Linked DNA regions of Homo sapiens: regions 2 and 3 are each linked to region 1. Evidence: read pairs that join two places in POLR2A ChIA-PET (ENCODE). Cell type or tissue: PC-9. All regions are shown on one strand. Links, peaks and the distances in the headings refer to the core of each region. The heading gives the core; the rest is flanking DNA.

Region 1 (10,727 bases), core at 3,626-8,625:
TTCCAGTTTCTTATAATGTAATGAATGTATGGCAGATAATGGTCCAATAGTGCAAACGAAAGGCGCATATAATCAAAATGATAATGGAGCGTATTGTACTGCTTGTATAATACAATCCATACCAATATGGAAATCATATCTCAAGGCAACATTCCTCTCTTTGATTTTTGTAATAATTGTACATGTAAGAGCAGAGCAGCGAGAAGTGGGGGGACAAAGGCCTTTATTGCTTCATTAGGCAGCTGGCGTTCTGATGGTCCGGCCTGTCGACAGTCGTTCCTTAATTTCCAAGGGAAGCTTCTCCTCTTTCTGCAGACATGATTTACTGTTCACGTCAGCTCCCTTTTCAGCCCTTTCTCTGTGAAGACTCACAATTAGATAAAATGAGCTTTGAGGGCCCTTTTGATCAGCACCTTCTGCCTGCTTGGCCAGTGATCTGGGTTTGGGTCAGACTGGAGCCAGGCTGCCGGAAGCTTGGGTGGGAAGGAAGAGAAGGCCTTGGTAGAGGCCTTTGAGAGCCTCGGGCTGCACAGCCTCCTTGGCCGGCTAGGCAAGGGGCATGTGAGGGAGTGGAAGAGCAACAGGCACAGGCCCTACCTGCACCGCCTTGCATTCTAGAAAGGTCAGCGCACACTCAAGGTGGGAAATGTCCACTCTGAAGTCGGGCCTCAAGTGGATCTTGGCTTATGTACCAACTAGAGTATGACCTTGGCCTTGACCTCTCTCAGCAGCAGCAACCAGAGATGTTGGCCAAGGTTGTAAAGTTGGGTGGCAGTGGTGAGGGGAGAGCCCAACTTCCTAAAGAGGTCAGTGTTTTCTCCCAGGTTCTGGGAATGGAAAGATGCTGGCAGAAAGCAAATCCCACACCAGAGGAGTAGATTGACAAGTAACCTGGAAGTTATTTTTTGGACTTTTTGGATCAGAGCAAACTTGGATCTTGCTCCTAAATGCTGTGTACCCAGCTACTTCTCCTGGCCCAGTGGGTCCTGGGGCCATGCCTTCTGGGAGTCTGGATGGGGCGGGGTGAGGTGCGGTAGCCCTGGCCCAGGGCGCCCCATCATTGTAAGGTGGAAGGGAAACTGCGGATGGTGGTCTGTAAGGGTCAGGGGTCAGGCGCTGAGCAAAGGCGGGGCAGGAATCCGGCGGCCCAGAACTGGAGGTGAGCCCTGGCAGGCCCAAGGGAGCCTTCGGCTTTTCTTGGGCGCCGGAGTCCGCAGCACAGGCTGGCTGAGGGCTGGTAAGGGAGCCGTGCTGATGGGGCAGAGTCCTGGGCACAGTCCTTTGTGGGCTTTGTCTTGGAGGCACTGCCACTTCTTGACGCTGGCCTGGGGACGCTGCCAGAGAGACCATGCTGTGTGACCCTCACTGCTGCTGAGGCCAGAGAGGGAGGTGATGTCCTGGGCTACCCCGGGAAATGGGGCAGAGAGGAAACTCAGCGGAAGCCAGGTCTCCATTTTAAGTTCTTTGGCGAGAAAGCATAACGTGCTGATGCCTCCCAGGTGTGTCTGCAGAGCAAACCCTGGGGGCAGCCCCAGCTCTCAGGAGGATGGCCCCGGGGGGCGGTGGGGGGTCCCACCTCCTCTTCTTGTCTCCACACCAACATCCACTCCAATCCACACATACCCTGTAGGCTCCTGTGGTTAAACTCACGTCCCTGAGGCCCAGACTCCCTGAGCTTAAATTGCAGTTCCACCATGTTCGACCTTTGTGGGCTTGGCCAAGGCCCTGGCCCTCTCGAAGCCACAGTGTTCTCTTGTGTACGACGGGGAATAACTGCAGCGAGGAAGTGGGAAGAGGACTGAGTGAGTTCAGCAGGGAGTGAACACCTGGCCGTATGCACGCTAAGGCCGTAGCCATCCGTCACCAGGTAGGGACAACAGGTTCACCTCCTGGGGGCAGGCCTTGACCTGCTCAGGACTCTGAGGTGTGTCTGCACTAACGGGCCTCAGGAAGGGGTCATCTTTCTTTCTCTCTCCAGGTCACCGCAAGCAGTGGGGTAACGTGCACAGGAAGGGGTAACGTGCACAGAAAGGTTACGTCCTGGGCAGTGGGAAGCAGTGGGGTAACGTGCACAGGAAGGGGTAACGTGCACAGGAAGGGGTAACGTGCACAGGAAGGTGACGTCCCGGGCAGTGGGAAGCAGTGGGGTGACGTGCACAGGAAGGGGTAACGTGCACAGGAAGGTGACGTCGCGGGCAGTGGGAAGCAGTGGGGTGACGTGCACAGGAAGGGGTAACGTGCACAGGAAGGTGACGTCGCGGGCAGTGGGAAGCAGTGGGGTAACGTGCACAGGAAGGGGTAACGTGCACAGGAAGGTGACGTCCCGGGCAGTGGGAAGCAGTGGGGTGACGTGCACAGGAAGGGGTAACGTGCACAGGAAGGTGACGTCGCGGGCAGTGGGAAGCAGTGGGGTGACGTGCACAGGAAGGGGTAACGTGCACAGGAAGGTGACGTCGCGGGCAGTGGGAAGCAGTGGGGTGACGTGCACAGGAAGGGGTAACGTGCACAGGAAGGTGACGTCCCGGGCAGTGGGAAGCAGTGGGGTAACGTGCACAGGAAGGGGTAACGTGCACAGGAAAGTGACGTCGCGGGCAGTGGGAAACAGTGGGGTAACGTGCACAGGAAGGGGTAACGTGCACAGGAAGGGGTAACGTGCACAGGAAGGTGTCATCGCGGGCAGTGGGAAGCAGTGGGGTAACGTGCACAGGAAGGTGACGTCGCGGGCAGTGGGAAGCAGTGGGGTAACGTGCACAGGAAGGGGTAACGTGCACAGGAAGGGGTAACGTGCACAGGAAGGTGTCATCGCGGGCAGTGGGAAGCAGTGGGGTAACGTGCACAGGAAGGTGACGTCGCGGGCAGTGGGAAGCAGTGGGGAGTCAGGGGAGGCATGGGTGTCTCCTCAGTGCCCGCTACCTGCAGGCACAGGGTAGTGGATGCTGGGAGGTGCTGCCCAGAGACCCTTAACAGCAAGCCAGGGAAATTGCCAGCTGAGGCTCCCAGCTCACTCCTGTCTGAAAATTTCCCAGGACTCCCCAGCTGTAGCTGCACCCAATGACTGGGCCATAAGTGGAGAGGCAGAAAGACCTCAGTTTGGCTGAAGGATCATCAGAGCCCCAGACCTTCACAGGGGCTCATCTGAGACCATTGTAGCAATTTTATCACTGTTCAGGTTCCTCTACAGTCCAACCCCCAGCTCATATAGGCACCGACCCCCGAGGGCACTCCAAGTAAGCCTCCTGCCTGCAAATCTCAGAGTCTCCCAGTCTGTTTCATGGGACTCACCCTATGACAGTGTTCCAAGCACTTTATTTCCTTGAACTTACTTATTTTATTGAAGTCTCACAACAAATCTATGAAATCAGTGCTGTTGTAATTCCCATTTGCAAAATAAGAAACTAGGGGAACAGAGAGATTTGGTAACTTACCTAAGGTCAAACAGCTAGTAAATGGCTGCATTTTTTTCCCCCCAGCAAACTGTACAATAACAGTAAAACAGCCCAGGAGTGACCCACTGCAGTGTTTCCTAAGGTGTTCTGAGGAATCCTTGCGTCAGAATCACCTGGGCTGCTTGTTGCATGGCAGATTTCCAGACCCTGATTGAATCGGTATCTCTGGGATTGGGACCCAGGAATCTGAATATGTAACAAGCTTTCCGTGCAAACTAATGCGGGAACCACTGAGCTCTGGGGAGAAGCATCAGATACTGGAAATCTGGCAGGGACAATAGGGATTGTCAAATGCTTTCGGCTGCAATTGAAATGAGGCTCCAAAAGGCAGGCAGGTGGTCTCATCCAAATTCATGGAGGCATCAAAGGGAGATGAGTCTGGACTTGAACTTTCCCAACTCCTAAATCAGTTGACTGTCTTCCACACAGCATGGACACTTCTTACCTGCTGCTGTTGGCTCAAAGCACATGTGGACAGGATGACAAGTGAGACTCTGAACACCATTTTTCAGATTTTAAAAAATTGCATGAAGTCTTAAAAAATTTACAAAACCTAACATTTGACCATTTTAATCATTTTAAAGCGTGTGGTTCAGTAGTACTAAGTGTATTCGCAGCAACCATCACCATCATCCATCTCCAGAACCCTTTTCATCTTGCAAAGCGGAAACTCTGTCCCCATTAAACCCTCACTTCTCATTCCCTCCTGCTCCCAGCCCAGCCAATCACCATTCTATGTCCTGTCTTTATGAATTTGACTGCTCTAGAGACCTCATATAAATGGAATCATGCAGTATTTGTCCTTTTGTAATGGGCTTATTCCACTTAGTATAATGCCCTCCAGGTTCATCCATGTTGTAGCATGTGCTAGAATTTCCTCCCTTTTTATGGCTGAATACTATTCTACTGTATGTATGTACCTCATTTTCTTTATCCATTCATCCACATGTGGATGTCTGGGTTGTTTCCATCTTTAGGCTATTGTGAATAATACTGCTGTGAACATGGGTGTACAAATGCCTCTTCAAGACTGTTTTCAGTTTCCTTGAGTCTATAGCCAGAAGTGGAGTTGCTGGATCATATGGTAATTCCATGTTTATTTTTTTTGAGGAACTGCCATTCTGATTTCCACAGCAGCTGTTCCATTTTACATTCGCATCAACAATGCACATGGGTTCCAGTTTCTCCACATCCTTCTCAACACTGGCTGTTTTCTTTCTCTTTTTCTTCTTTTTAAATAACAGCCATCCTCATGGGTGTGAGGTCTAATCGTGGTCACTTTAGTTATTTTATTTTTAAAAATGTTTTTTGAGACAGGGTCTCACTCTGTTGCTCAGCCTGGAGTGCAGTGGCATGATCTCAGCTCACTGCAACTTCTGCCTCCTGGGTTCAAGCGATTCTCCTGCCTCAACCTCCTGGGTAGCTGGGATTACAGGTGCCTGCCACCATGCCCAGCTAATTTTTGTATTTTTAGTAGAGACGGGTTTTCACCATGTTGGCCAGGGTGGTCTCAAACTCCTGACCTCAGGCGATCCACCCACCTCGGCCTCCCAAATACAGGTGTGAGCCACCATGCCTGGCCCCCTTTAGTTATTTCAAAGCATGTTCTTGGAGCCCATTTTCCCTGCAGGCTGCTCCTAGACATCCCAGCCATAGCTGCCAGGCTGCCGGAGCCCATGTGGACAGAAGGCGCTCCACCCTCTCACCGTGCTGTGGTAGACGTTACATCTTACTATGAAGCAAAGGGAGGCAGAGGGTGCTGATGGGCAGCAGTCACCAGGATCGCAGCCCCAGCTCTGTCACTAAAGAGTGCAGGTTTTGAATGGGTCACTGACTGTTGGAGTGGCAGGGTCCTCCTGCCCATAGATAAAATGGCGTTTCTGCTGGTTACTGCATCATGCAAGAACAGCCGGGTGGTTGCTCACCAAACCTGAAGGGTGTGTTTGGGTTGGTCTGACTTAGCATATAAGCCATGTAGCTGATACAAAACTTACTTTGGGAGACCATGGGAAACCCCCGTGCAATGACCGGGCATTCAGCCTCTGAAGGAGCTGAAGCCAGGGTTGCAGAGGTCCCTGTAACTGCTGCTAGGGAGAGGCCTATTAATATTAAGATGCTGTGGCCAGAGAATGGAGCCTTCAGATATAAGCCTTGAATCAAATGCATAGGATAGAACCCCACATGGCAGAGCGGCTGCTTCAGAGTTGCTGAGCCCTTCCGGGCAGGGGCCTCATGGGGAGGCTGTCGAGTGGGGTGGATTTCCCAGGGCAGCTCCTCCACCAGGCTGGGTGGGTCAGCCAGTCTGGAATTCAAGCAATTGGGATCCACTAGCCCAGGGCTTCTCAAGCTGGAATGTGGACATGAATCACCATGGATCTGGTTACGTTGCAGATTCTGACTCAGCAGGTCTGAGGCGGGGCCTGACATTCTGCACGGCTGGCCTGCTCCGGGCGCTGCTGATGCTGCTGGTTCCTGGACCACCCTTGAGACCCTGGATGACCTCTGAGGTGCTGCCTCCTTGCAAAAACCCTCAGCTCTTGGGACCTCTCCCTGCGCTTCCGAAGCCCTTTCAGATATTTTCCTGTAGCCCTCACAAAGAGCTTGGGGTTGCGGTTTCTGCCGCTGTTGACTCTCACGTGGGTAAGGCCATTTTCATTTAATTTTTTGAAGCTTTTCTAGAGCCCAAGCTCCCTAAGGATGGGGAATTCATCTCACCCAACACTTGGCATCCCCTAGAGAACCTAGTCCAGTGCTGTGCTGTCTTCTCAATACTGTTTGTTAGAGGAATAATAATAACAGCCCTCATATGTGTGAACACTTCACAGTTCACAGGCACTTTCATATGCTTAATTCATTACTTGCCATTTCTCTTCCGATGAAACCAGCAGTTCCTCTTGGCTTACGTGCTAGGCGTGAATTTCCTCGTTTTTATCCTCACAACAATCCTGTGAATTACACAGGGCAGGTATTAGCCTGCCTGCCAAGAAGGGGACACTATTGTTTGTAGAAACATTAAGCATGCTGCCCAAGGTGTCCTAGGGGACAATGGCAAGCCTGGGATCTGTTTCCAGGTTGCTGCTGCCATCTCCCTAGAAGAGAGTTGGGACCACCAGCAGGAGTAGGGACTTGGGCTCCAGATGGTGTCCGCTTCTTCTCACTGGGCCATTCCAGTGGTGGCTGGCCAGTGTTTCTGGTGCCAGCCCTGTGGGCCTCCCTGCCTGCATCCTACCTGGGCCAATGCCCCATGGCGCAGGTGACCTCCACATGGCTTCTTTTCTATCCTTTGCATTGAAGGCCCTTGCACTGCAGGATAACAGCTCAGAGGACTGGATTTCTGGTCCTAGCTCTGTTACTTCTGACCATGGAGCCATAGACCAGGCACCAACTGAGTTTTGGTTTCCTCTTCTGTAAAATTTGGATGATGCTGTATGCCCAGCTGGGCCTCTGGGCTTCATGAGCCCACACCAATAGCGCTCTGTGGAAATGCTTTGTGCATGCAAAGAGACGTACATGCTACTTCTTCATCAAGCGTGTACACTGTAAAACAGAAAGGCTTTTTTATTTTCAAAGTTTGGGTATTTACACAGAGGCCCTTGCATATGCGTGATCATTTCAGTGGCTCATTTGTTTGTCTTGCTGTGTATAATAGTAAGACACAAGCCCCTCCTGAAGCCATCGGCAGTCTCCTCACTGCTTTGAAAGTTGATTTCCTTTGTCATCCTTACTTCCTAAGGGTTAGCCTGAGTCATCCAGCATCAGGATGCCAGCTTTGCGTTAGAAGTTAATTATTCTTCTTTATCATATTGAGGACACTTAATTTTTTTAGTGATTTACTCTGCTTTGTAATTATAGATGTGGTGATTAGAATGTCTTATATTTGACATTACAGATTTTTAAAAACATGATTTATTCCCACCACTGATTTAAAACTCTTCCTTTGTAAGTTTTTATTCCTGCTTGTGTGACAGTGTTTAGGGACTCCGGCCGGGCCTGGTGCCTCTGCAGGGGCTATTAGAGGCGCTGTGTACATATATAATTAAGGAATTTCAAAACACAAATGACTGCCTTTGGGGCCAATAGCCACTGCAGTTTCCATCTATCATGTCAGCCCTGGAGATGGTTGTGTATTTGGTAAAGTAAATTAACATACAACAACTTTGCTTAAAATAATGTTCAAATTTAAGATGTAGCAAGAAGCAGGAAAAACAAACAATAAAGGGATCCAGGGAGAGCGAAAATCACATATTTAAATGCGAACAAAATCTTTGCCTGGTGCCTTTATCACCTGTGGGTTACAGCATAAAGCCACCTGAAGACCCGGATTCCTTCTTCACCTCCTTTTGTTTTCTGGCCAAACTTTCTGTTCGATTTGCACCATCTCTGAGCAGACCTTGGGTTTGGAAGGGACCTTTGGAGCCTCATCTTTGTCACGTATTTTGTCCTTTGAAAATGTATTATAGAGATAATGGAACATCATTTCAGAGTTTCGGAAATGGGAGAGAAATCTCCCAGCAGCCCAGCAGTTGAAGAGGAGCTGCCTCAAATACCAGCCCAACGGGAGGCCTGTCTCTGGCTTTTATGTTCAAGCTGGGACTCTTGGCCTCAGAAGCCTGCTTCTGGTCTTGAAAGTTGGTCCCTTCCCAGCATTATAGCATTAAAAAAATTTTTTTTTTGCCACCAATAAAACCATGTTCGGGGCTAATACTCATGCTTTAAAAAAATTGCAATTGTTCTTTGGAGCCCAGTTAACAGAAGCAAATTTCTTTAAAACAGATGTTGTGTTTGTGGTCTGATGCTGATGTGGATGAGGCTATTTGGAAGGGTGTAGAAGTTTTCCCATCTCACTCAGAAGGAAATGAGATGATGGTTCTTCATACACAAAAGCCAAAAATCAACTGTTATTATACTACCCAGCAATAACCGCAGCTAGTGTTTTGGTGTGTATCTTCTTAGAACTGCTTCTAGGTGAATTTGTACATCAAGATTAATCTTTTTAAAAAATATAAGCTGGATATACTAATTTTTAGCCTTTTTTCTCTCTTACTGTACTTTGAACACTTTATACCACTTTTTCCAAGTTAGTGAATATTTTAGCTTTTTTTTTTTTTTTTTTTTTGAGATGGAGTCTTGCTCTGTCACCCAGGCTGGAATGCAGTGGTGCGATCTCGGCTCACTGCAACCTCAGCCTGCCAGGTTCAAGCAATTCTCCTTCTTCAGCCTCCTGAGTAGCTGAGATTACAGAAACCCAGCACCAAGCCCGTCTAATTTTTGTATTTTTAGTAGAGATAGGGTTTCACCATGTTGGCCAGGCTGGTTTCGAACTTCTGACCTCAAGTGATCCGCCCACCTCGGCCTCCCAAAGTGCTGGGATTCCAGGCATGAACCACCATGCCCAGCCTAAGCACATGGTTTTCAATGGTTGCAAAAGGGCCCATGACTCAGCTGAGATCACCATTTCTGTGGTCTTTTTGATATTGATGAAAATTTAGGCCCTTTCCTTTTTAAACTTTTTGCTATTAAGAACAGTGCTTCAGTGAACATCCTTCTGCATGTATCTTTGTGTGTCTATAATAATTTCCTTAAGATAAATTCTTAGAAACAGGGGTGCTGTATCAAAGGTTATGCACATTGACATGACCGTCTATTCCTCTTAAAAATAGCATTTTCCCTGGCAAAACATGCAGAGTACTTTAAGACATCTGCTGCACTTGTTGCAGCATTCAAGTAGAACATCTTCTCAGCAAGAAGGGCTGAAACTGTGTTGTCTACAGTAGGCTGGCTGCTGGATATCACTCCGGAAAGAAACTAGCAGCCTGCAGAAGAGGCAGGGTCACCAACACCTTGGAGGGCAGTAACTGAGCCTCTTTCCCATCGGTGAGTGTTGGCATCAGCCCCCACCCCAGGAGCAGAAACCATAAGTGACAAAGGGAACAGCTCCCTGGGGAGGAAGCTGCCAACTCCTCCCCAAACCACAGGTAATCCTCACTAGGGAGGAACTGACAGCCAAGATTCTTCATCTGTTGAGGGTGATTCAGTCAAGGTAGGGTAATGAATTCAGAAGAAGAGTAGGAAAAGTGGTTGTTGCAAAGAGCTGGTGTAGTTGCATTGTGAAAGGAATCATGGTCACAGAAGGTTTCAGAAGCTTTATCAGTAAGACAGATTGCAGAGTATCAGATTTGCGTTGGGTGGAATTCTGTGGGATGCCAGCATTGGAAAGTGAGCCACAAGGCTGTTGTTTTTTCAATTCATTAGAACAGCTGGGTCTCCAGGAGTAATTCATGAAATGGATTAGATAATATCCTTCCTGATAGGCTGTCACCCCAATGAAAGAATGTGGTTTCTGCCTTGTCAGCATGCAGCCATCACTGTTTTCTGATAATAGGTCCCTAAATTTTCTCAGAAGAACACCATTTCTCCATTCTTAATCCTCCTGGTTTGAATGGCGTTGATAATCCAACCTCACCTGGGACATGCAAGTAAAGTATATCATCTCCCTGATCACTGTGATTGATCTAGGATGGGCATGTGATCAAGTTCATCCAATCAGAATGCATCTCAGAACTTTTGCTTGAGCACTTGCTGGAAAGTGTTCTTTCTTTTCCTCTGATGTTAATGATTGGGAGGCTATGGCGTGGTGCAGCTCGGAAACCCTTGCTGGGGAGTGCTGCTCTGTTTGGGAAGTGTTTTTAGAGAATAAAGTCAACATGAGAGAAAGCAAAACAGAAAGATATAGAAATACAGGTTTTTATAGATATAATTTGAGCTCTTGGATCCAGGTGTGCCTGAAGTAGAGCTATATCTGGAGTTTTCAGTTATTCGAGCCATTATATTCCTTTCTGTTTTGCTTAAGCCAATTTGATTTAAGTTTCTGCCCCTTAAATCCAAGATTCCTGACTACTACAGATATATTAAATTTCAAGTTGATTCATAGATCTGAATGAGGTAATGTTGCCCTCAAGCCTATGTGAATGATCTAAGTCCAAGCTTAGTGTTACAGGACAGGAACACAATGTCTCAAAGACAAGGCAGTGGCAGATCAGTGCTGGGTGGTCAGGGAGGGAAAGGATCACATTCTGCAGGTAGGATGAAGACAGGAGTCACAGAAAAAGTGATATTTTTGATGAGTCTTGGAAAATGACAGGTGGGATTGGCAGGCGATGACATTTCTGGTAAAGAAACAGTAGGAGCGAATGCTGAGAGGAGAAAAAGCAAAGTCCATAGCCCACGTAGGGAGAAGGCAGGAGGTAAAATTAGTAAGAATAGTTGGGGTTATGTTGTTTG
Region 2 (10,727 bases), core at 3,330-8,329, 460 kb after region 1:
GTTGGATTTCTGTTTCTCTACTTGTTGGGAGTTTTATTCCTATTTCCACTTCTGTGTTTCAATGTTTGTTGAGGTTTACATGAAGACTTTATGCTATTGTTTTCACTCCCTGGAAAGACAGCTGCTTTTGTCCTCTCGCAGTTTGAACGGGCTAGTCCTCCGAAAACACAGACTAAAAGACAGCAGTAATTACATGTGTGGTTCAAAATGAAGAGCACTAAAATGGAAAATGCCAGCCTCTAGAATCGTGAAGCAAAATGGCAAAATAAATATCTATTTTTCAGCTGAAGGGAAAACGAACAGTGTCTTAGAACATGACAGAAAGTTGATCTCTACCCCACACAGGGACAGAATTAGGGCAGGCAGGGTTCCTAAATGAAGAAGAGATCTGCAGGCCTTTTAAAAACCTCTCTTATCCTCTTATTTTGTACTATAAAACATAATGGAGATCTCATCAACTTGGCAGGAAATCACAAGCTCATAAAAGAGCCTTGTTACAAAGATAATAATAAGACAAAGTCATAAAAGGCAGACTTGGGCTGAGTGCTGGCTTTAGGCTTCACTTTCTCCAACTCTACAGGGATCTAGGGTTCATCAACTCAGTTAATCGTGTGGATGGCCACCAATACAATGTGTCCTTTCTTGATCTTGCTCTTTGTTCACATTCCAGGGCATTTTTGCCAATGGGGTGTGCCTTGGAAAGGCGAACGGGAAATGTACACCACATTGAGCCTTACCATGTTGCCTTCTGCACACTCAGCTGAGTAAACGATACCGTAACGGAGAGCTGATAGGGCTGCCATCAAAGCCCGTCTAGACACTTCCCTTCACTCCAGGGATGACTGGCTGGTTCTTTGTGGCCATCAGCCTCCACTCTGGCTTCAGTGCATCTTGTCACCAAACCATCAGCTGTCTTTTTCTTTTCCTACCCCCCTCATGTTTGCTTTGGCTGTAAGGTAAGGGAACCCTCCTTCAAGGACCTCCCTGCTCCAGTTGTGGACCTGGGACTAGCAGCATCAATATCACCTGGGAATCTATTAGAAATGCAGGATCTCAGGCCCCAGCCAGACCTACTAAATCACAATCTGTGCTTTAACAAGATCCTCCAGGTGATTCATGCTCTCATTAAAGTTTGAGAAGCGTCTCCTTATAGAATCGGGAGAGGCACCTGGGCTGTGTCTAGGTCAATACCACCTCAGTTCTTCTAAGGGAAGGACAACGGATTGCCAGTGCCCCTTGGGCACATTTGACCTTGCACCTGCAGATAAGCGCTGAAGCCTTTTCTCAACCTGCTACCTTTAATTGGACAGCGGTTACTGTACTGCTAAACTTTTAAAGATTCAGAAGCCAAAGTCAGGGACCAAAAGAGTCAGTTTGCATTGTGTTTACCTAGAAGGTTTTCCCTCAGGAGCTCAAAACCTTTCTAGACTGTACCATACCCACCTTCCTGTGTGCCTGATATGCAAGTAGGGAAGTGGATAATGTTTTACCCTGGAGGATCCTGAGACACACGCTGTTTCTTTGCAGAGTTACATAAACATGTTGCGGTGTGGCTGTCTTAATGTTTAATTTAGATTGCTGCCCCATTGATTCAACTGTGGCCCAGGCACATGAGAGTAAACCAAATTCACGGTTTTGCCATGCCACGGTCCAGTCGTTTTGACTGTACAAGAACGACCACATAAGAGCTGTGCGCCTAATTAAGCACTTAGTCAATAACCCACTCCCTCTGGACTGAGTCATTTGCTTTATCCATTGCGGAAACGAGATCAAGCTGGGCAGTGAATGTGGGTAATTCATGCAGGAAGAACGCATTTAAGGTGAGGGTGGATTGATTGGAATTAGTTATTTCAGACAGCAGAGCGAGAGAGACTGAGAGAGAGAGACTGTGTGTGCGTGTATGTGTGCCTTCCCTCCCCAGGTGATTCCAATATTCCTTTACAAACAGCACGGCAAGGTCAAGTCCAGCCTCCAGGCGTGCAAGTACATGTGGGGACTATTTAGCGCCAGCATCCCAATGTGGAGGTGTTGATGCCACCGTGCTGGGCCCAGAGATTTGGGGACAGAGTCTGTCATTGGTATGCACACAGCTCACTACTGTATGATTTTTTTAAGTAATTTGATGTGTCTAATTGTTCTGCGGTGAGATAAGAACATTCCATTTTATCTGAAGTCACAAGACAGCTTATTGACGACACTGTCTTACTGGTACAGCACATAATAGCATTGTTAGGGGAAATGTCAGCGAAGTCACTGAAGGGTGGAAAAACATGAAATCAAATTTCTCACATGACAATAGCCCAAATATTCACTGGGCTCTTGCTTCCACAGAATGTGGCTGAGGCTTCTTTTCAGGCTGATTTGTTTCGCCACGGTACAGTGTCCATCCAGCCAACCCAACCAGCAGCCACACATTTTAGCAAGTCCTCTACGCTTCCTCCTCCCAGGAAGAGGTCTGCACACTCTTCCCTATGCTTTAAAAGTCTCTTTGCAGAGAATTCATTTTCATAACATCCCGAGCATCCTAAGACTTCATGTGTATTCTTTCATCAGCCATCTGCTAGGGGAGATGCATCCATAAGACATCTTCCTTCACTGGCATAATTAAAAGAGATTCTCTCCCTTCGAATGTTGTGTTACATTTATATTCAAAGTTATTTTGCTCTCTCTCTGCCCTTGCCCTCAAGGAATTGTGGGAATTCAAGTTAATAGGCTTTTAATGGTTCTGTGATAACTGTGATTATAAACTGTGAATCAGATCAGGGAGAGCATCCAAGTTCAGCTGCATCTCACGCAAAAAGACACCACCATTGCTTTTGATCCTCAGTGGAGATTTGGTTTTCAATGTTCAGACACCACCATCCTTGGGGAAAAAAAAAGAAGAAGAAAGGTACCTCATTTGCTTTGCAATTGCTTTGATAACAATTTTAAAGCTTTTAACTACACATTCTCCTTTTGATATGTTAGTGGTATTTAGAAACACATCCTGTTGCTAAAAATTAAATTTCAAAGTCTACGATTGTATTTCCTGCTTCCTTTTTGAGGGGAAGATGCTGGGTTTATTTAAAACACATGCAACATGTTGGACACACACACACACACACACACACACACTGCCTTCAACCTTTCACCACCAAATATTTAGAAATAAATTTTTACTGTGTTCTCTGAACATATAATTACTGCTTTGAGGCTAGTTAATGAAAATATACTTTTCTTTGAAACATGTTGGCTTTACTAAATGAGCCTGTCCTTGTGAGTCCATAGATGAATCGATTGTGAGCCTCCTTTAAAAAAGAGGCATTTTGATCATTGTTGCCAGATGTCTCAAGAAAGCCTGCCAGGCTGGGGCTAGAAACGCAGCCTTAAAATAGTAGGCACGTAATTGTACCATCAGCCAGTTAGGGCCCTGAGAGCAAATTAGCAATCACTCCCATTGGCCAGAATAACTATGACTTTTGCGTGGCCGGCCCAGGGACATTCCGGCAAGCATCTCCTACTTTGGCCAATTGTTGCTGGCATCTGAAAAGGCCATAATAAATGATTGGCCCTCAATTTTAAAAAGCTGCTTTGCTGAAACACCTCAGCTCACTTCCCAGGAAAATCCTTATGGCCATTTCTAGAGACCAAGCCATTGTCTAGACAAATTAACCTGTGTGGTTGGAATACGTAGTTCTGAATGCCAGGGCCCTTACTAACACTGGCCTTTGGAGAGAAGGTCTTGCTCTCACGTAGGGAAGTCCTTACCTACAGGCCCTCCTTCAGGGATTGTCCAGTAGAAAACCCACGAGATCGAAAGCTGAGTAATTGAGTGACAGACGCACTGCCTTCTTGAATAGGCACTGTCTCAAATTGGAGATTGCATTCACCCCAATGTAAGGAGACATTTGAATGAGAAGCAGTGGGAAGGAATAGACCCTGAAAGACCAGTTCGTCTGTAAAGAACAAAGAGCCGCTGTAGCAGGAAGTCTCACCTACAGAGGTTGGCTCTCACTTTAGGCACTGTTCACTGGAGCTGCCAGGCCTGGCATTAGGACAAAGAATTAAGAAATTACTATTGGCAGCAAAAAGTAATTGGGTAGCAGTGGCTCCCAAAAAGCCTTACAAATATCCATATCTTATGATCCAGCAATTCTACTCCTGAGAATTTACCCCAAGAAAATACCCAAGTATTCACACAAAGATTTATCCCTAAGTATGCTCATTACAGCATTTGTTAGGGAAAAAAATTGAAACAATTTATAGTAGTCCTCCCCTTATCCAAGGGAGAAATGCTCCAAGACCCCAGTGGATGCCTAAAACCGCGCGTGGTACAGACGATCCCAACATAGAATGATTCCGCTTGTGAGTTTTCAACTTTTCAGTGGTGCAAAAGTGATACCCAGACAGCAGGCTCCTGGACGTACGATGGTGTTCAACCTAAGATATGTTAAATTTACAATAACTTTATCTAGATGTAACCCCATTGTAAGTCGAGGAACATCTGTTTATACTACTTTCTTTTCTATACATACGTACTATACATTCTATACATACATATGATAAAGTTTAACTTATAAATTAGACACAGTAAGATATTAAAAACAACTAATAATAACATGGAACAACTATAACAATATACCATAGTAAAAATTACATGAATGTGTTTTTTCTCTCTCTGTCAAAATACTGTAATATTTTTGGACCACAATTGACCTTGAGTAACTAAAACTGCAGAATTAAAAAGAAAAGTAAATACATAAATAGAATAATCCTTTTTGTAAATATATATCCACATATTATGGGAAAACTGCAGATTACACAAATATTTAGAATTATTTATTTCTTTTTTCTTCATTGAGCGTTTCCAAATTTCCATAAGGAACATATTTGTATTGTGGTCAGAAACAAAATTTGACGATTTTTTAAAAAGAAGGTATGGCAAACCAAGTAATGTATGATCAATGTCTTGCGGCAATTCAAGACCCAGACAATTGGAAGGCTGTATAAATTAAGCTACAAAACCCAGAGAACTAGAGGTGGTCTGCAAAGAATAGAGACGACCAGACTGGCTGACGGTCAAATCATAAATTTGCATGTGTTCCAAAAACGTGTTCCACCGGCAATCCTCCAAATTGTGTCAGGTGCTTAAAATACCACAGTGCATAATAGGTGATCCCTATTCAAGGGTTCAAATCCTGACCGAGGAACGCATCCACATTTCCACAGAAGCACTGTCATTCCACCCTGTGGCAGGCAGAGAAGCTTTCCTGTCAGCTCCTATGGAATCCACTTTAATAAGCCTTGCACTATGGAATGTGAAATCATAGAAAGCTTAAAGAATGCTGAGACATGGTGCTTGGCCTCACCCCAGACTCTTAAGAGGGAAGCCTTACAGTCAAACAATGAGTAATAATAAACCTCCAAGTTCCAGTAAAATTCCTGATAAGATCTTTAAGCAGGAAGGCCATGACCAGCTAAAGTGTCTTTATGGGTTCCTCTAAACACAGTCGTGAAATTTTCAAAGCTTCCACCCTCAGGAATCAGACTCAAAAGAAATAAATTGTGTGTGTGTGTGTTACATATAAATCTTCTCCATTATTGAAAGCTTTTGGCATGATTTCTTTAGTATCCAGTGCTAATTTTTACAGTAAATAGACAGCCTGACAGATTCTTACCTAAGGGGTTAAGGCAGGTGCCAAGGGCACTGGCCAAGTGATCCAGACCAGGGTTGGGTCACAGGGGCCAGATCTGAATTTACAGGGCAGTCATGGGGGACTCGGAGGCAGGAGGAACTGGGTGCATGGAGGCCATTTGGGGCTTGCCTCTCCAGCATCCAGCATCCCTCTTTTTCCAACAATAGCTGTCTCTCCATCTCTCCTGATTGTCATTCCATATGGCTTAAGTGGAGTTGATTCTGCCCTTGCTCCAATACCAGCCAATCAGAGCAGCCCATTCCCCTGGCAGTAATGTTTGCTTCTGCCGTGGGTACATGACCCAAATCAGAGCGAATTAAACTCCGTTCTAGACTCTTATTTGGGCAGAGAATCTCAATCTTTCCTGACAGATTTGAATCTAAAAGCACATGGGCTGGCATTTCTGCTGCCACCTTCCCACGCCCATGCCTCGAGAATGAGGCCAACTCTTGGAGAAGGCTGTGGGAGGAGCTGAGGGGTCTTGGGTTCTGGCAACTCCAGCTGAACCTGCACCTGAACCCGGCAGTACCTCTGAACCTTTCTGCACATCAACCAATAAAGTTTCCTTCTTGCTGTTAAGAGGGAATGAAGATTGAGGGAGAAGCTAGGAAAGAAAGAAGACTTGGCCTCCCAGGCTGAGTGTGAGAGGACGCTATGGAGATGTGCCATACTAGACAAGTTTCTTTCCAGTGGGAAAGAGAGAGATGGGGCCACTGGAGGGTAGAGGGAAAGAAAAAAACAGGCTCTGCTCTCCCAGGATCAGAGACTCCTACCAGAGTCCAGGCTAAAGCCTCCAAAGCCCAGGACCACATGTCTCTCCCTGACCCATGTTTCTGACCCATCCCCTGCTGTCCACCAATGCTGAGCATGTCTCAGTCCTCTACCATGCTTAGCCTCTGCAAGACAGGGTCTCCTGGTATTGACTGTCTCCAGGAGAGCAGGTGGGAAGCTGAGCCCCAATGTGGGTGGGGAAAGGAGAGGGGGAATTCCAATTCCCTGGTCCCTGTGGACCCTCCAACCCCAGCCCACCCACTTTGGGTTTGATGTCACCTGCAAAGCACCATTGTTCCTCCTGGGAAAGGACTTCTTTTGGAAAATCCTGGGGCCTTCACGACAGCCCCACCGCTCATCCTATAATTTCAGCTTTCCCTCCACCTGGCACAGACAGACCAGATGCACACCTCAGGGACCAAGCGACCCCTTCTTGTCCTGAGTGTAGTTTCCTTTTTGTTGACAAGACCAGCTCCTCTGTTACCCACAGGGCCCAGTCACTCCCTTTAGGGTCTGACAGGCATGGTAAGGAAGTTATGAAAACTTTGAAAAAGCAAAAGGCAAAGGCCCCACCAATTCAATTTCATAGAATAAAATTGATAGGTTCCATATTCAGTATATTCCCTTAATCATCCCCATATCAGTATCATTCATATGCAATTGTTTATTTTTCTGTTAAAAATCAGCATTCTCATCTGGCAACTTTGTTGACCATGTTTTCTGGATTTCAGTGCACTTGGACTCTTCGGTCTGAAAAAATTGCTAACCTCTGTTTTAACCCAATCTCCAGTGCAGTAAAACAATGTTTAAAAAGCACATTCAGAATAATTTGTTATTATTATATAATAAGTCATACTTGAAAACAAAACTCACCTGAATGCTAATGCCTCACTATTTCTTTAGACAGCAGGAATATTTCCCAACACTTAGAAAGCAAACAACAGGCCAGGTGCAGTGGCTCACACCTGTAATCTCAGCATTTTGGGAGGCCGAAGTGGGCGGATCACATGAGGCCAGGAGCTCAAGACCAGCCTGGCCAACATGGCGAAACCCCGTCTCTACTAAAAATACAAAAATTATCCAGGTGTAGTGGTGCACGTCTGTAATCCCAGCTACTCGGGAGGCTGAGGCACAAGAATCATTTGAACCTGGGAAGTGGAAGTTGCAGTGAGCCAAGATCACGCCACTGCACTCCAGCCTGGGCAACAGAAGGAGACTCAAAAAAGAAAGGAGGAAGGGAGGGAGGGAGGAAGGGAGGAAGGGGAAGGAAGGAAAAGAAGGGAAGGAAGGGAAAGAAAGAAGGAAAGAAAAAGAAGGAGGGAAGGAAGGAAGGAAGGAGGGAGAGAGGGAGGGAGGGAAGGAAGGAAGGGAGGAAGGAAAAAAAAGAGAAAAGAGAGAAAGAGAAAGAGAAAGAGAGAAAGAAAAGTGAAAGAAAGAAGAAAGCAAGAAAGAAGAAGGAAGGAAGGAAGGAAAGAAAAGAAAAGAAAAAGAAAGAAAGAAAGAAAGAAAGAAAGAAAGAAAGAAAGAAAAAGAAAGAGAAAGAAAGAAAGAAAGAAAGAAAGAAAGAAAGAAAGAAAGAAAGAAAGAAAGAAAGAAAGGAAAGAAAAAGAAGGAAAGCAAGCAAGGAAGCAAGTAGCCAAAGCCCTGGGAACCCATCGAGGAATGGCCCCGGAGGCAGAGTTACCCTCAGGTAAGAGCACAAGCTTTGGAGGTAGCCAGCCTGGTTTTGCACCCTAGTACTGCCGCTTATTAGACGTGCCATACTGGGCAAGTTATTTAACCTTTTCATGCATCAGCTTCTCATCTATAAACGATAGTGCCTATGTGGGAATGCAGTGGTGGTTGAAGAAAGGAGAAAAGGGCCCAGGACATCAGAAATGGGTAGGACTAGAGCTAGGGGAGCGGTACAGCTTGGAGGCTCTGGAAGTGAGTCCTGGAGTCAGGGCTTTGAGACATGAGAGGAGGCTATGGCAGAGGCACATGTTCTCTGTGCAAATCCAAGGAGCCCACCAGGAAGACCCCGAATTCCCATTACTGGCGTATCCACCGACTCTTGCATGTCCTGACCTCCTTGGAGGCTGCCTCTCGCTCTCATTTTCTTTTCTGCTCAGACACCTACAGCTGTGTTGGTAGCTGCCCTTCTAATGGCTTGGGGGTGGGGGAGCACAGCCAGGGGGCACGTAGCTGGGATGAGGGTGAAGAGGAGTGCTATGGAGAAGGGGTCTCAAGTACTAAATTGAAGCCGGGAAGGCTCAAAGGCAAATATGGATTCTCTACAGCTCTGATGGAAAGCCTTGCTCCAATCTGAATTCTGGTCTTCCAAGAAAAATCACAAGCAATGACAGGCTCTTTAATATGGGTTCCAGCCACAGGCCAGAGATCAAACGTCGCTGAACCAGTGTGAGGAAAAGAATGGCAGGCAGACGTCTTCTTTTTCCGCACACAGACTGTAATCAGCTCTCCACAAGGTCATCCCAGAACACCAAGGACAGTCCAGATACCTCCAGGCTCTCCTCAGTAATGGACGGAAGCAGTGGTGCAGATAATCTGCCCAAATGGCGGGTAATCCAAAAGCCATTTCTATCTGGCCTTGGGAGAAGCTTCTGTGCTCGTTCTGAGTGTGGGTGTGTGTGAGCCTCCCTGCCAGGTCCATGTGCACAGTGAGGCTGCTCTCAGGGAAGGTGTCCTCCTGCTGGCAGCAGGGGCCATGGGTACTGGCAGGGAGTTGGCGATGGAGAGGACAGTTCAGGAAGAAAAGGGTGCAGGTGGGCTCCATTTGGCCTCCTTCCTTGGTCCATTCTCATCTTCCTGGGCCCTGCGGATGCATGGCCTGGGCTGCTTTGCCCTCTGGCTTTCAAGCTGGTTTGAGCTATAAGAGATGGAGCAGAGAAAGGAGAGGAAGGCCAGCATCTTTCTTCCCTGCTTCCTTCAGGCTCTGGCATCCGGTGCAGTCTTGCTCGTCATCTCCGCTTCCCTCTGCTTCTTCCCAGGCTCCAGTTCTCCCTGGATTCCAGGAACACCATCTCCTTCCTCGTCCCTTCCATCCCAGGGAAGGTAAGAGAACTTACATTCGATAGAGAAAACACTGTTTTTTTAACCAAAGCTATGTGGGAGTGGGGACTGGGAGTGTATGTAGAAAGGCAGGGAGTTGATTATGCTTAAGTCCTTGTCTATCTAATTTACCGTGCCTAGAAGTAAAAAGATAATGTAAGAACAGACACATCAAAAAATAGCTGCCCAGAACTGAAAACAAGGACTTGAATAGATGTTTGTACACCTATGTTCATAGCAGCATCATTCACAGTAGCCACAGGCAGAAGAAAACTAAATGTCCATCGACAGATGAAGAGAAACAAAATGTTACATATAAAAACAATAGAATATTATTCAATCTTAAAAAGGAATGAAATTCTGTACAACGTGGATGAAACTCGAGGACATTATGCTAAGTGAAATAACCCAGTCTCAAAAGGACAAATATCATACGATTCCACTTACATGAGATACCTAAAATAGGCAAATTTATAGCGACAAAAAGTAGAGTAGTGGTTACCAGGCCCTGGGGACAAAGGGGAATGGTGAGTTATTGGTTAATGGGGACTGAGTTTCTGTTTATGAAGATGAAAGCATTCTGGAGATGGATAGTGGTGATGATTGCATGACATTGTAGATGTACTTAATGTTAGTGAATTGGACACTTAAAATAGTTAAAGTGGTTAAAAAATAGCTGTGTAAGAATACTATTTAAAGTTATGGTGGTGACTGTCAGGAGCAGGGGTGGAGAGGGGTTGTGAGTGCTTAGCACCAGGAAGTGATACTCGGGGGCTGGAGGAATACTGCAAGAGAATGCTACCTCTCACTGCAATCCTTTCAGTGCTATTTTACTTTAGAGGTACAGTTAACACTGATACAGTGCTTACGACCTGCCAGGCATGCTTTGCACACTTACATATGTGCTCATTTAATCCTCCTATCAATGCCATGATGCAGTAGCGCTACCTGTGAGGATCTGCATTTTGCAGAAAAGGAAACAGAGATACTCACGTGGTAAGGCCTCCATCTCAGGCAGCTGCCCAGAGGCCCTGCTCTTAATCATCCTACTTTGCTGCACATATATGACTGGGATGAAAGAAAAAAATTAATTTTAAAAATATGCTGCGGTGAATATCCTTGTATACATATTTTATGTGCTTGTGTGAGGATATCAGACTCCTAGAAGTGAAATAACCTCAAGTTTTACAACAGACAAAACATGGCATTCAATTCATCTTTTGGATATAA
Region 3 (10,727 bases), core at 2,002-7,001, 390 kb after region 1:
TCACTTTCAGGTACACCAATCAGATGTAGATTTGGTCTTTTCACATAGTCCCATATTTCTTGGAGGCTTTGCTCGTTTCTTTTTATTCTTTTTTCTCTAAACTTCCCTTCTCACTTCATTTCATTCATTTCATCTTCCATCGCTGATACCCTTTCTTCCAGTTGATCGCATCGGCTCCTGAGGCTTCTGCATTCTTCACGTAGTTCTCGAACCTTGGTTTTCAGCTCCATCAGCTCCTTTAAGCACTTCTCTGTATTGGTTATTCTAGTTATACATTCTTCTAAATTTTTTTCAAAGTTTTCAACTTCTTTGCCTTTGGTTTGAATTTCCTCCCGTAGCTCGGAGTAATTTGATCGTCTGAAGCCTTCTTCTCTCAGCTCATCAAAGTCATTCTCCATCCAGCTTTGTTCCGTTGCTGGTGAGGAACTGCGTTCCTTTGGAGGAGGAGAGGCGCTCTGCTTTTTAGAGTTTCCAGTTTTTCTGCTCTGTTTTTTCCCCATCTGTGTGGTTTTATCTACTTTTGGTCTTTGATGATGGTGATGTTCAGATGGGTTTTTGGTGTGGATGTCCTTTCTGTTTGTTAGTTTTCCTTCTAACAGACAGGACCCTCAGCTGCAGGTCTGTTGGAGTACCCGGCTGTGTGAGGTGTCAGTCTGCCCCTGCTGGGGGGTGCCTCTCAGTTAGGCTGCTCGGGGGTCAGGGGTCACATTTTCCCACTTCCTAATGGAGGTGCCTGCCTCCCAGCTCCACAGCCTAGGTTCCTGATACCATGGCCTTCAGCTAGTGCAGGTCCTGCCCACCCTCCAGACCTTGATCTCCAAGAAAGGTTATCTTTGTCAGAATAGATGCAAGCCAAGGGATACTTAAACACTGACTCCCAAGCCTGCTGCAGTGACGGTGTTAAAGAGATAAGCCTTGGCCAGGCGCGGTGGCTCACGCCTGTAATCCTAGCACTTTGGGAGGCCGAGGCAGGTGGATCACTAGGTCAGGAGATCGAGACCATCCTGGCTAACACGGTGAAACCCCGTCTCTACTAAAAAAAAAAAAAAAAAAAAAAAAAAAAATACAAAAAATTAGCCCAGAGTGGTGTCGGGTGCCTGTAGTCTCAGCTACTTGGGAGGCTGAGGCAGGAGAATGGCATGAACCCGGGAGGTGGAGCTTGCAGTGAGCCGAGATCGCGTCACTGCACTCCAGCCTGGGTGAAAGTGCGAGACTCCATCTCAAAAAAATAAAAATAAAAAAATAAAAATAAAAATAAAGCCTTGGAGAATATCCGTTATTGGTTGAGTTGCACCAAGACAGATCGTGGAGAAAATAAACCCTAAAGCACTGTAAACCTATCACAGAAACAGAGCACTGAAGGCAAGCAATGGCGGGAAAGAACAAAATCAACAGGAGGCACCACCACCAAGTTCAGGGGAAGCAGAGGCAAGGGTGCAAATCCTTCAAAGCCGTGCAGGCACCACCTCTGCAGGGCTCCATCCCTGGTCCCTGCCCCAACACCACCACCCACATTCCCCTCTCCTCATAGTAGAGGTCTCCACCACCATGCCGTCTGCTCCTTGAGAACACGGACTATGCCTCATCATTTTGTGTCTCCAAGCACTTTTTGAAAGCTCAGATGGTGAAGTAATTTGTTTTTTGTTTGTTTGTTTGTTTTTGAGACGGAGTCTCGCTCTGTAGCCCACGCTGGAGTGCAGTGGCGCTGTCTTGGCTCGCTGCAACCTCCGCCTCCCGGGTCCAGGTTCAAGCAATTCTCCTGCCTCAGCCTCCCGAGTATCTGGGATTACAGGCGCACACCACCATGCCCAGCTAATTTTTGTACTTTTAGTAGAGACGGGGTTTCACCATATTGGCCAGGCTGGTCTTGAACTCCTTACCTCATGATCCACCTGCCTCCGCCTCCCAAAGTGCTGGGATTACAGGCGTGAGCCACCTCGCCCGACCATTTTTTACTATTTATTTATAAATATATATATATATGTGTGCATATATATATATACATCTATATATCACCTAGGTGCATGTATCATTGTAAAAATTTTTCACATCATTAAATATTCTTGTAAAATATGATTTATTAGTAGCTACATAATGTTGCATCTTGTACCTAAGCATTCTCTATTTTGCCAGGTATTTAGCTTTGCTCTTTGAGCTGTTTTAAGTAACTCTGTAACATGCATCTTTGCCCCTAAATCTTTGTCTGAGTATCTTGTCAGTCCCCTAGGATTTGTCCTACTTGGGTCAAAAGCTATGAACATTTACAGGGCTGCTGAGATATACTACTACATTCCTTCCAGAAATGTACAAGCACTGTCTGAAGTTACCCATCTCAACAAATCCTTGCGAGCACTAGGTTTTAAATTATAATAATAAAAATCTTCGCTCATTTTGTCAAGAGAAATGGAAACTCATTGTTGCTTTAATGGCCTTTTCTTTGATTACTAGTGAAGCTGAACATTTCCTCATTTGGCTACTGTCCATTTGTAATTTATCTTTTGTGAGTTTTCTGTTCATTCCTTCTTCCCTTTCTCTCTGTCTCCCTCTTTCCCTCTGACATTCAGTGAAGATGTGTTGAGCATTGATTTGTCAGACCATGGCAAACAGGGATCAGGAAGATACAGTCAAGGACTCACAACACACCCCAGGCCAGAACACTAGCTGGAGCCAGTGACAGTTGCTGCCAGAAGGCAATCACAAGTCAATTTTTTTTAATTGTGGTAAAATGCACATAAGATAAAATGTGTCAGCTTAACTATTTTTAAATATATACTTCAGTAGTGTTAAGCTTATTTACATTGCTATGCAACCCATCTCCAGAACATTTTCATCTTGCAAAATTGAAAATCTGTACCCATTAAACCGTAACTCCTCAGACCTCCCTCCCCCAGAACCTGGCAACCACCATTCCAGTTTCCATCTCTGTGAATTTGACTACTCTGGGAACCTCAATTAAGTAGAATCATATAGCATGTGTGTTTTTGTGGCTGGTTTATTTTATTTAATATAATATCCTCAAGATTTATCCATGTTGTAGCATGTGTCAGAATTTCCTTCCTTTTTTAAAGCTAAATAATATTCCATTGTATGGATAGACCACATTTTGTGTGTTCATTCATCCATCAATGGACACTTATTTCTATGTTTTGGCTGTAGTGAATTGTGTTGCTATAAAAATGGGTATACAGATACAGTATCCCCAAATACCTGCAAGTATCTTCTGGGTATATATTCAAAATATTATTTGGGGATATATACACTCTGAGTATATAGAATAGCTATCCAAAGAATATTTTGGATATATACCCAGGAGCGGAATTGCTGAGTCATGTGGTAATTCGATTTTTCGTTCTTTGAGGAGCCATCGTGTGTTAAGCAGTCACACCATTTTACATTCCCACCAGCAGAGCACAGGGGCTCCAATTTCTCCACATCCTCACCAACACTTGGCATTTTCTGTTTTTTTTTTAATAGTAGTCATCCTGACAGATGAGAGCTGATATCTCATTTTGCTTTTGATGTGCATGTCCCTAATGATTAGTGACATGTTTTCATGTGCTGGTGTGGTGTGTATCTTCCCAGTGTGTAATTTTTGATATTGCCTTTTCCACTTATATTAGTCAGGGCTCTCCAGAGAGACAGAACTAATAGGATATATGTATGTATAAAATGGAGTTTTTTAGGGAGAATTGACTCACATGATCACAAAGAGAAGTCCCACGATAGGCCATCTGCAAACTGGGAAAGAGAAAAGCCAGCAGTAGCTCAGTTCAAGTCTGAAAGCCTCAAACCCAGGGAAGCCAACAGTGTAGCCTTCCATCTGTGGCCAAAGGCCCAAGAGCCCCCCAGAAGCCACTGGTTCAAGTCCCAGAGTCCAAAGGCTGAAGAATCTGGAGTATGATGTCCAAGGACAGGAGGAGTGGGAGGAAGCACCCATCATGGAAAAAGAAGGAAGCCAGAAGACCCAGGAAGCCAGATCATCCCAACTCCCTCCACCTGCTTCGTTCTAGCCGCACTGGCAGCAGATGGGATGCTGTCACCCACATTGAGGGCGGGTCTTCCTCTCCCAGTCCACTGACTCAAATGCCAATCTCCTCTGGCAACACCCTCACAAACACACCAAGAAACAATACTCTACCACCCATGTAGCCATTCTTCAATCCAATCAAGTTGACACCTAATATTAACCATCACAAGTCTACCCATTGTCAACTGGGCACCCATACACATGTCCTGAAATCATACTTAATCTCCACATAAAGACAATAATAAGGTCGTAATTATGCCTAACATAATACAGCTATCCTTCGTACAACAAGAAGCACACTAATCCTTAACCTAAATGCTAAGACAAACAACGCTTAAATGCTGATATGAAGTCAATAAATTTTATGTTACATGATAAAGGAAAAAGAAAAGAAATAAAATGAAGATATTTCCTTAGTACAGGTGTATACATGCACAAACATATTTTTAACAAAATAAGGAGTAAATACTCATGACAATTACAGTCTTCATTTCTACAACTGGTCACGTGGTCATAGCTGTTATTGATGACTACCTTCTTCTACGCATTCTGTACTCCCTTTGCCTTCAGCAAGTACCTTGGCTGATCATGATTTTTCACCTGGTACTGTGATCCTTCATTCCTGAAAGTCTGGGTCATTTGTTCCTGCCTGGATTAGGCTGTAGTTTCCCATTGGCCTTAGCTTCCAAGATCAGACGAGATGGGATGGATTCAGTGTGGTATGGTCGTAGAGCCATTGACCTTAATCCCAGGGCATGGTAGTACTAAGAGACGCCCAGAGGGATCTCATGTGCTCCACACATACTCTTCCTTACCTTCATCGAGGAGTAGTAGTCGATTTCATCTTGATAGTCCAGGTCAATCACCCCAACCAACACTGGAACTCTCTTCTTAACCTGTTGACTTAGAGGCAGGAGGAGCCCAGAGTGGCCAGGTGGCAGTGTTAACTTCCAGTTCAATGGAATCATTGTTGCGTCTCCTGGTGACAGCATTCCTCCCTCTGGAGCTAAGACCTCTAGGCTTGCAGAACATAGTGTCACAGTAACAGGAAGCAAAAATTCTGCTAGTGGATCACTAGAGGTGATGGTGAGTGGTGCCACTTCCACTTTCATCCCTTGATTCCTGGACCTGTGAATCTTGGCTATGGGAGAAAGAGTACCATATATTGGAGGCTGATTCAGAGTATACACAGCCTTCTGGAGAACTTTGCCCCAACCCTGCAAAGTATCATCACCTAGTTGGTGTTGTAAGGCCATTCCACTGTTCTATCAATCCAGCTGCTTCAGGATGGTGGAGAACATGGTAAGAATAGTGAATTCCATGAGCATGAGCTCACTGCTGCTCTGGCAGCTGATGGGATACTGCCCACCCACATTGAGGGTAGGTCCTCCTCTCCTAGTCCACCAACTCAAATGTCAATCTCCTCTGGCAACACCCTCCAAGACACACCCAGAAACAATCGTTTACTGGCCATCTAGGCATCCTTCAATCCAATCAAATTGATACCTCGTGTTCATAACCATCACATTTAGCACAGAAACACTGGGAGAGATTTGTCTTTCTGCATTAGCTCATGACTGTTTAGTAATATGTGTAACATGAAACTGACTCGGAAATATCCCCAGGATTGACTGGTTTCCAAATGAAAAAAAAAAAAAAAAAGTCTCCTGTTAGTCCCTGATCAACCAAACCCTGCACAGCCCCAAGACAGGAAGGTGCGAGGCCCTGTACGGGACTGATGGGTAGGTCTGAAGAGACTCTGTAAGTGTGAGAAAGGCACTTTATTCGAAGGCATTCTGGCTCTTCGAAGTCTCACTGTGAATGTTGTATCAGCAAATATGTACCCAGGGATTTAATAACACATTAAAGAAAGGATTGGACATAAATTATTTTGAATGGCTGTCTATGCAGTTTGAATCTATAAATAATCAGTCGCCTCTTTGTTTTAGCTCTGGAAAGAGGGCATGGGACATAGTAACAGGGATCATCTTATCCTCACCTCAGAGTGGACACACGTGTGAGCGTTAGTGGGATTAACCCGTGTGGACAGGTTGGGAGGTTTTCTAAGATGTTGATAATTTTTCCCTCTTGATATCATTAATTCTCTATGTCTCTGCTTTCAGATTTATCTGCAGTAACTTTTTGATTCTAAGCTGGACAAACTGCAGTCCTGAATCCCTTCTCCCAGTTGTGAATTGTTACAGGCTCAGAAAGGCAAGTTAATCTTAGTGTTTGTGGAAGCAAAACACATTCTGGCTGTTGAATCTCTTGATCTTCTCCCAAGACCTCCCTGCCATTCACTATCCCCCTAAGAACTTCCCAAATGACAGTGAGAGACACCGATGCTCATGTGAATTTTGACAGGATTCTTTCTCTGAGCTCGGGGCAGGTGCGGCTCCACACAGGTTGAGTGTTGGGGGTAGTCAGAGACCAGAGAAGAAAGTGGGGAAACCCAGGGGCAGACATCCTCATGTCCTCCAGTCCTGAGCCTGTTTGGGCTCTGAATCAGACCAAAGGATTTGATTCTCAACCCTGTCCTGCAAAACAGATCAGAGGGTCCTGAGGAAGAGTTGCAATGGGTCATGACTGGTGGGGCTGGTCATAGCCAGTCAGAGGTGCCATACAGCCCCAGAGGTCTCCATACACTCCCCACCAAGCTTGTTCTGGTGAGCTCATCTTCATTGGAGGTGGGGAATGACCCTTCCTCAAGATGACCAAATACTCATGAGATGTATAATTCTACAGAAAAAAAAAAAAAGGCCTGAAAGCAGCAGCAGAAACAGAAACTGTATGAATTTTAAAGGAGTGTTGTCCAGCGCACTTGGGGAAATGGCACAGAGGGTTTTGTGAGAGGGGGCTCGGGGGCAGATCCCAGGGAAAGTGACTGTCCTTTCCGCAAGCAAGCACAGCCACCTAAGAACAAGCCATCTTTTTGCATAAAGAGATAAGGAAGGGGCACAAAGGCGGGCACAGATGTCCAAAGGCAAGAGCCGTCAACACAGGAGCCAAAACTGCAGAGGAGGCCAGGGTGACCTTGGCCTCTGGAGAACAAATACAAGCAAAACAAAGTTTCCAGGAGACATGCCAGACAATTGAGATGGCAATCTCTCCAGATCTGGCAAGGGCAACACCTCTTCCAGAAAGTCCGTGCTGACTCTTGCACCTCCCCAGTACTCCAGGTGGCCCCTGGCTCAGCCATCACTCAGCTTTTCTCAGGACACGCAGACGATATGCGTGCATCCTAATCTCCCACCAGACATGAGCCCCTCCTGGGCAGGACTGCCTTATTCAGCCCTGGGTCTAAGCCCAGAGCCCAATTCCAGGCCCAGCACAAAGTAAATGTTCAATTAAACTTTGGTGACAGGAACTGAAAATAGTTTAGCACCCCCCACCAAATCCACAAATTTTACTTTGTGGGTGTGCAGTGTGACATGGAAGGCCATTAAAGGGTTTGAGTAGAAGACAGAGAGTTGCCCAAATTGAAGGTAAAAGTCAGATTTGATCCAAAGGTTATTTTGATGTTCTGGATCAGTTCATAGTTTAGTCTAAAAATGTTAGTTTCCATCTGGGGGTTGGCAGAATTGTGTGTAGTAAAACCTCAGTGACATGTTCTCTTTCAAAAGGAGAAATAAGAGGCAGACTGGAAGGTGAAACATGACACAGTTGTTATAAATAAACTAATTTTAACAACTTTATTGAGATGTAATTTACATAACATAGATATAGAACCATAAATATGTCATACGTGTTCAACTAGATGCAACCTCTCACAGAGAGCAAGGAACAGAACGTTGCCAACACCCCAGAGGCGCAGCCCTGGACTCTTCAGTCTTGGCACCTGACCCAGTGCAGAGCCACTTTCGTGGCAAATACTTTCTGTGTATCTACCGGGCTATGTTTCTCCAAGCGATGCCACCGCTGCTACAGGTGAAGGATTTCCTCAACTCTGAGCACGCTCCCTCTGGTCATGGGTTCTGTCGGAGTTGGTATAGTGGACACCGAGGTGTGCCGCCCAGACCGCCCCCTGCCATGAAGGAGGCATTACCCATCACCTGCTCTCGTAGACACCTTCAGGGACCACGGCTGCAGAGAACGACCTCACCCAAGGTTACAGACCAGTGCAGGTGATAAAGGTCAGGCCATCTTAGCCCAACTCAGGACAACTCTGAAGGGCCATTCTAGCTCAGAGCACCCCTGGGGTCAGCCAAGAAGCCACTTTTCTGCCGCTGCCCAGTCCTGCTCCCTCCTCCTCCCTTCTACAAGTTCGGTCCCACGAGCCCTCCCTGGTAAACAACCTGCACACTGAACTCCACCTCAGACTCGGCTTGCTGGGGACCCAACCTGCAACAGTCGGCTCCCCATTCAGCCTTCCTGCCTTCACTTTCCACAGAGGGTGCTGAGTGCCCCCTATATCCTGGGCCTGGCATCAGGACTGGCCAATGTTGACAGAATAGTCATTAACGCTCATGTGCCTGCTGTGGTGCTGTGCTGTTTACAGAGCACTTTCATGCATGTTATCTCATTTCCTTTCTTTGTCTGTGCATTCATTCATTTACTCCTCATCCAACAGACATCGTGAATGCTTGCTCCACACAGAAGTGAAGATATAATGAAGAAAAAGACCTTTCCTTCCCCTGGAGAGCTCACAGTCAACTGCACAAGGCTGATGTCAAACCAGAGAATTCTCCCAGGCATTAAAGCCATGATGGAGCAGACACAGAGGCCATGAAGTGGGGAGAAGGAGGGCAATCAGGGAGGGCTTTCTGGGGAGGTGGGAACTCGGAACCAGCAGCTGGAAGCAATGGGATCCAGGAGAGCACTAAATCCAACACCGAACACTACAGTCATCCCAGCAGTGCAAGAAACCTGCACACAAACCAAGCTACTCAGAGGTTTCTATTGGTCTAACCCGGGATGGCAGGAAGTCAGAGACGTCTAATGGCCTTGCACTTCCCTCCAGCACGACCTCCTGGAGGCTCCTTCCCACTGGGGCCTGGGAAATGGAAGAGAGGAGACTGAAAAGGGAAGGAGGGAGTTTCCGGAGGGGGCTGGTGGGATTGCAAATGAAAGAATAACAGGATCTTGGAAAGCTGCCCCAGGTCCCACCTCAAGCACTGGATTAATTTAAATCCTTCTTTGCCACTTTCCAGAGTCAACAGGATTTGCTAAGTGTTGTATCTCCCGTAGGAGAAGAACCTTGAGAGAAAAAGATTTTTTAAATACATGTAAGTGAGATGTTTTCACTAATCTGATTTTGGGGCATATTGACACTTGTGAAATATTTAAATGCTTAATTGTGCTGTCAGACACACTACTTCAGAACATATCTGGATAGAAGAACAATGAGCATTAGATTATGCTTTTAGATGTTACAGAGATGAAAATATATCTTGGCTATTTATCAAATTAATCACCCTATAATCTAAAGACAAATGGGATTCCTAGGGCAGTATTCAGCCAGTAATTTAATGCCTAAGTTTTTCTGATCAATAAACCATTGGCCTGTTAGAATATTTAAGTCATGCTTAAAGTCATTCAGAAAAAAAAATCTATTAACTTAAGTTCTTGAAAGCATGTCTTTAATTTAAAACGTCATTTTCTATTTAAGCATTGCATTTTACATTATTCTAAAACAATCCTGATCTTTTTTATCTTAATTTTAATAAAAAGAGTGAAACAAATATTTTGAATCAGAACTATGGCATAATGTATTGTCTTTTGTTCAATTAATATTTTGTTCAACAAATATACAAATAAATAATGCCATCGCATTGTACAACTCCAGGGGACACCATTCCTGTTTTATCCTTGAGAAACATCCAGGTCTGCGTGAGTCCTTGGGACACCAAGGGATAAAACAGAGCTCTGGGAGCTGCAGACGCCAGCACAGGGCACTGCAGAGCCCAGAGGAGGGTGTCAGTCTCACTGGTGGATTTGAGAAGGTGCCAGGCGGTAACACCTAGAATATCAAAGCCACAGGAGACTCTTCAAAGATTATCCAAATGAGAGATTAAGAGACTTGTCCAGGCTAACTGAAGTGACTGTAAGACCAGAGTCACAATTTACTGCCTGTCCAAATTTAGTATGCCTACACTCACTGGTTAAAAATTATGCAATTTATTGGTGCCTTAAAAAAACTATTAATAAAATGTATTTGAGACCATGTAATGATAAGAAGCATTTGGCACCTGAAGGAAAAAAATGCAAGTGTGGTGTTGTAGAATTCTGTCCTATGAAAACATCTGGCTTTGTGTGCTTGTCGTGGAAGGGAGCAAAGCTTTAAAGGATTCCATCTGGAGTCACTGCATTAGCTGTGCCCACTTAATGCTAACAGGCTGCAAAGCAGCGCATGTTCTGTCGAAAATGATTTCCACCTCAGCACCCTGAATATGGAAGCATAGTTAATGTCCCACTATATCTTATTTGTTATTGTGGCCTCTGGTGTGGGTTTGTGGCTGCTGTGCAAAGTCTTCCTGGAATCATATTGCAGTGAACCTTCAGAGAGGAGAATGGAAAAGAAAAGAAGCTGCTTTTTAGAAGTTGCTTTCTTTTGGAATAGATGAGCATATCAGTCTCTAATAACACTGACCAGGAAAGGCTTCCTTTGTCTTGATTTTTCTCTCCCGATGATGATAATTAGATTTCCGGACACAGGAAGGAAGTGTGGAATGGAGCATCGTTTTGGAGGAATCTTTTAGAA

The links. Peaks named below come from ENCODE experiments on the same cell type or tissue, not always from the same donor. Only the 100,000 strongest peaks of a DNase experiment are listed, where the experiment ranks them.
Region 2: POLR2A ChIA-PET joins it to region 1 with 5 read pairs; 1 of 35 experiments calls an interaction of 5 or more read pairs at or near these places.
Region 3: POLR2A ChIA-PET joins it to region 1 with 5 read pairs; 2 of 35 experiments call an interaction of 5 or more read pairs at or near these places.

What each region holds. Positions count from the first base shown.
Region 1 is chr10:125,225,904-125,236,630 of GRCh38, forward strand. LOC105378541 (a long non-coding RNA gene) reads left to right here and starts at 2,614. Exons shown (of 4, transcript XR_946434.3): 1 at 2,614-2,843; 2 at 4,424-4,530; 3 at 5,838-6,086; 4 at 7,907-8,133. RefSeq lists enhancers at 1,505-2,704, 3,543-4,057, 5,162-6,361. In PC-9, for the core only: no CTCF peak of the experiment used is centred there; a DNase peak (open chromatin) is centred at 5,768; H3K27ac peaks cover 1,922 bases.
Region 2 is chr10:125,689,688-125,700,414 of GRCh38, forward strand. LOC283038 (a long non-coding RNA gene) reads left to right here. Exons shown (of 5, transcript NR_033848.1): 3 at 9,437-9,500. Among named protein-coding and RNA genes, the nearest start is that of TEX36, 12 kb to the left of the region's middle. In PC-9, for the core only: no CTCF peak of the experiment used is centred there; DNase peaks (open chromatin) are centred at 3,824 and 5,314; H3K27ac peaks cover 331 bases.
Region 3 is chr10:125,617,908-125,628,634 of GRCh38, forward strand. It overlaps a transcript of TEX36 not described here. Among named protein-coding and RNA genes, the nearest start is that of TEX36-AS1, 49 kb to the left of the region's middle. In PC-9, for the core only: no CTCF peak of the experiment used is centred there; no DNase peak of the experiment used is centred there.